Regions from separate parts of the Mus musculus genome. Here region 1 is linked to region 2. The links are chromatin loops, found by intact Hi-C in ENCODE. Cell type or tissue: gastrocnemius. All regions are shown on one strand. Region 1 overlaps Ppa2 (pyrophosphatase (inorganic) 2). Region 2 has its middle 200 kb from the start of Tacr3.

Evidence for each region. A loop is a pair of places that touch in the nucleus more often than their neighbours do. Peaks named below come from ENCODE experiments on the same cell type or tissue, not always from the same donor. Only the 100,000 strongest peaks of a DNase experiment are listed, where the experiment ranks them.
Region 1: a loop joins it to region 2, with 4 times the contacts of the local background. A loop is called at or near these places in 12 of 42 quality-filtered maps.

Annotation. Positions count from the first base shown.
Region 1 is chr3:133,313,469-133,315,968 of GRCm38, forward strand. The region is part of intron 1 of Ppa2 (pyrophosphatase (inorganic) 2); the gene reads left to right. Among named protein-coding and RNA genes, the nearest start is that of Ppa2, 4.6 kb to the left of the region's middle. In gastrocnemius, a CTCF peak has its summit at 1,195 (motif pointing right); a DNase peak (open chromatin) is centred at 1,196.
Region 2 is chr3:134,628,591-134,631,090 of GRCm38, forward strand. No RefSeq gene overlaps it. Among named protein-coding and RNA genes, the nearest start is that of Tacr3, 200 kb to the right of the region's middle. In gastrocnemius, a CTCF peak has its summit at 1,436 (motif pointing left); a DNase peak (open chromatin) is centred at 1,395; H3K4me3 peaks cover 1,223 bases; H3K27ac peaks cover 665 bases.

The DNA.
Region 1 (2,500 bases), 1.3 Mb before region 2:
AATGGGACTAGAAACCCCAATGCAGAAATACAGTGTCTATGGTTCCCAGTGTGGGGCTCCCCACACCTTCTGCAAACAGGCTTTTCTTTATGGCATCCATGGGAGGATGTTGTAGCACTTGTGTGTGTTTGTGTGTGCATTCATGCACATGCCAGCTACACATGTGTGTCCATGCATGCACATGCCAACTACACATGTGTGTATGCCTGCATGCACATGCCAGCCACACATGTGTGTGTATGCCTGCATGCCCGTGCCAGCTACACATGTGTGTCCATGCATGCATATGCCAGCTACACATGTGTGTGTCCATGCATGCATGTGCCAGCTACACATATGTGTGTGTATGCATACATGCACATGCCAGTAACACATGTGGGTCCTGGAGAGCAAATGCAGGTTATTAAGCTGGTTGTTTAATTGCTCACCAAGGTGCAGAGTCCTCTTGCCTCCCCGCATTTGGACTTAAAAGGGAGTCAAATTCTGCTTGTAGAATGGAGTTTCTCAGGGTACAGCTTAACCTGAAACTACTGCTATAATGAGATACAACCTACCTAGGTCAGGGCGCAGTCTACAAAAAGTGTGCTGAGCAAGCAGGGGTTGAAGTACAGCTCCATGCCTTGCCCTCAAAAATAAAAAAAAAGATAACTGATAGTGGAGAATGTAAAAAAGGCAGAGAAAAGCTGTTTGAGGGCCTGCAATCTACTGCACAGTTGGCCAAGCACTGCATTTGGGGTGGGGAGGCCTGGGTGTTAATCCTGGTTCTGCTGTGTGCTGCTGGGGGCAGTTCTGTCTTAGGAGGAAGCAGCGCACCTTGTTCCAATCCTCTCAAGGTCCTAGCAGCACTAGTATTCCTTCAAGGCATTGAATGCATTCATAGTAGAAATTCAAGTACTCTGTGTTGGACAAGATCTGTGACAGCATCTCTGAGGCTACCCTGTAATTCGGTTTTTTTGGTTTTTGTTTTTAGCATCAAATATACATAAGATTATTGTGAAACTAGGATGTCATAAGTAAAAATTATTTTTTATTTAATAGAGTGAGTAGGGCGGAACAGAAGGGAAAAACAGACAAAATGTTTTACTGCAGCAAATGGCAAAAATCCGAATAAAATTGGGCGCTATCTGGGGAAAGGGTTCAAATGGCTTCTTACTGGAAAGTGGAGTTAGACAATTCCTGTACCTACCACCAGAGGGCACCAGTGGCCCGGGACTGCTGAAAGGGGCGGCTGAAAAGGCAGTCAATCTACTTGAGGGTGAGCTGGGGAAGAGGAGATGAGGAACTTTTAATCCAGACAGTCACAGTCACTGAAGGAGAGGTTGAAGGGGGACAGGAGATGCAAATGCTAACTCCTAGTTTCGTTTACTCATTACAGTAACTCACTGTAATATCAAAATAAATAAATAAATAAAATTATATAAAAAAGGACCCAACCTGGATGCATTTGGTGCTGGTGCCTATGAGCAATTCAAGGGTGTTCTGTTTCAACTGAAGAAAAGCCAGAGTTAGGGATGAAAGTCATCGTTCAGCAATGGAAACATAGCCCGTATTTTACACATATTCCAAGTCTCTGAGATATTGATACAGTTGCAGACGGAGCATTTTTGAGCTTCAATTTTTTTCCTCCAAATTAATAAGAATAATTGGCTGATGAAATGCTTTTTAAAAATTGGAATATGTAGAAATGTAGAGACACGAAACTGGGTGATGCCGGGAAAGCGAGTCGGGGACTGCCACGCCTCTCTGCCCCGTGGCCTTGCTTAGTGACTTGCTGAACCCTTGTCTCTGCCCTTTACATTTCTTGACGTCATTTTATAAATCGTGGAGCGAGAGGCTTGGACCCGGTAACCCAAACTGTGCTTTCTTGAACACTTGCGTCCATTTTACGCATTAGTTTTGCCTTCAAACTTAGGGTTTTGTGGCTTAACTAAAACATTTCATTTTACTGCCATCTTGGAGAATAATAATGTACACATTAAAGTTCTGAAGAGTTCGGACATAAGGCAACATGTCCCAAACGTTTGAGCCATGCGACTCACTTCTTAGAACATTGTTAACAGCCTCTTGCAGTGTTTCTCAACCTGTGGATTGTGACCCTAGTGGCCCTTTCATTGGGGCTGCATATCAGATATTTACATTATTATTCATAACAGTAGCAAAGTTACAGTTCTGAAGTAGCACTGGAAATAGTTTTATGGTTGGGGGTCACGACCACATGAGGAACTGTATCAAAGTGTCACAGGCTTAGGAAGGCCGAGAGCCACTGTCCCCGTAGCTCTGGAGTTTCATGGCGTTCAGCCAGGGAAGTACCCTATAGGGTGGTTCCTGAAGCTTCTAGAAGCTTCTTCTATGCTGTGGTGACAGGTGCAGGCCAGCAAGCAAGGCCTTTGGGTTTCAGTTCAGGCTTTCTAACCTCAGACAAGTTACCTGGCTGAACTAACTGTGTCATGATGCATGGTGCCTCTGACCTTCGATGACATCTTTTAGCTCAGGGTCTCTC
Region 2 (2,500 bases):
TAAATAGGCCTGCTCCAATCCAGGTCTCTGCTAAAGGAAAGAATAAAACACTAGGAGAGAAATGGATCCTGTGGCTGACAAAACCACAAATATGCCACACAATTTCTATGAGCTATTAAATATGTAAAATTAAAGGAGGGGAGAGAGGTGGTGTTATCAAATCCATTGTATACACAAAAGTGAAAATTTCAAGAAATATATTTTAAAAATTCTTCTAAAAGGCTTTCAATACAAGATGGACAAGATCCCCCCCCCCGTGTGTGTTTGTGTGTGTGTGTGTGTGTGTGTACTTTTTACTGTTTTATATTTTTGTTTTTTAAGAAAGGAAAAAGAACATAAAGTTGGATGATGGTGGGGAATCTGGGAAGAGTTGGGGGATGGGAAAAATATGATCAATATATATTACATTCTGATTTTTAAGAGATAAAATGAATTCTAATTCCGTATTCAACAAAAAAAAAAAATCTTCAGAAAGTGACCATTTTAAAATAACATTTTACCATTGAGAAGAAGACATTGAAGAAATGATGTATGTTTCGAAATATTTTGAATTTAAAGACCTTTCACATTACCTAGCTAGGAGGACAGACAAACCGTGATTTTTTTTTTAAACAAATATCCACATATCATTCCCGTCTTCCAGACCTGGAAATGGATTTTATAGCTTGAGAGCATGACAGAAACATCTTCTGCTGGATTTAAAGGCTGGCTTCATGGTCGCATGAAAGAAGATTAGGGTGGGTGTGGGGAGAAGCAGGGCTGGACTTCCGTTCAAACGCCTCAACTATAAAAGATGAGTCATTGCTGCGGGTTAGTCAAGCTGACCCTTAGTGTGAAGGAATTGCAAAATGAAAAATAAATAACTCCACTGACTTAGAATATATGCCATTTCAGGGAGAGGGAGAGAGAGAGAGAGAGAGAGAGAGAGAGAGAGAGAGAGAGAGAGAGAGAGAGAGAGAGAGAGAGAGAGAGAGAGAGAGAAAGAACAACCCTTTGTGTTTGCTCTGCTAGGAAAAAAGAAAGAAACTGTGTATCTCTTAAGTGATGACTGATTATTTACCTATGAACGAGGCCATCCGTATCTTTATAGCTGTAGCTAAACACTATGTCCCTGTCATCAGTCTCAGCAAATGGAACAGCAGAAGCCCCCACAGAAGCAAGGGTGCAAATCCCTTTATCTGTCTTTGATTATATCTAAACGGGATGGTTAATGGGCCTTGTGCTGAAGCTTCTAGTAAATTGGCCATTTGCTTTCACGAACACATTCTGGAATAGCTTCCAGGAAAAGCAGGCAAATGAATTAATATTTACCTCTGTAGCCATGATTTCCCCCCATAGCTCCTCTTCTTCCCCTTGAGAATTATAGGAGAAAACGAAGAGCAACGAGTGCCACGGAGCCGCGATCTTCCAGTGCCACCTAGTGCTGCTTTTATTTCTGAACTGCGCTGGCAATTTTTATTAATGGCTGAGTAATTCCAGATGTTTTTGACTTACAAGACTGAAAGCTACTCAATCTTTATTCCACATGGAATGCTTCTCAGTAATAATTTCTGCAAATAAGAAAATGAAGGAAACAACACCCGGGCATCATGGAAGTTTGAAAGGGAACCCAGGCAAGATATCTTTAACTTTGTTTTCTGAAAAGTTGCCTTTTACAATTCTGAGCTCTTCCCAGGGGAACACTTTCTCCCGCTGTCAGCATTCGGTGGTTGCTTGCAGTTCTTTGTCTCGGGTTGAGTCTCCTTGAGTGTAGGGTGATTCTTCCACACTGGGTGTCGATTCCTTCCACTTAGGGTGTGGATTTCTGTTGTCAGCGCTCAGGTCATGTTTGGGCAGACGAGGGAGGAAAATGACGTAATTACCATAATCCCAAGAATGTTTTAAAAAATCAAATCGCTACCAAAAACTCAAGAAAATAAAAGCCATTTCTTTGATCTAAAAAAATACAGTTTGATCTATGAAAATAGCTATCTTAGTTCTCTAATTTGACAGAGTCCACTAATATTTAATGATTTTACTACCCAACCATCAAATAGCACAGATGAGAAATGTGAAAAACTCTGGCTGGTTGGTTTTCTTCTCTATTAAAATGAGGTTTTTAACCCTGCAGCATGCTAACCTTTGTTGTAAGGACTTTCTTCTCCGTCCATCTGTGTAAGTTCTGCTGCGGCTGACACTTTGTTCATGGGAAAGGAAAAGTGAAAATAAACAGCCTTTGAATGCAGTAGATGTGTGTGCGTGTGTGTTATGTAGGGTATGCAAGACATGTGTGCTGTGTCTGTGTGATGTGTGAATGTGGAGTATGTATATGTGTTATGTGGGTGGTATGTGTGTGTACATGGTGTGTTGTGTGTGTGAATGGTTTAAATGTGTTGTTTGTGGTGAATGTATAGGTGTTATATGGTATGTAGTATCTATGGTGTGTATACATGTGTGGTATGTGTGGCGTATTATGTGATATGCATGTATGTTGTATGTGAGTGTATTATATGTGGCATGT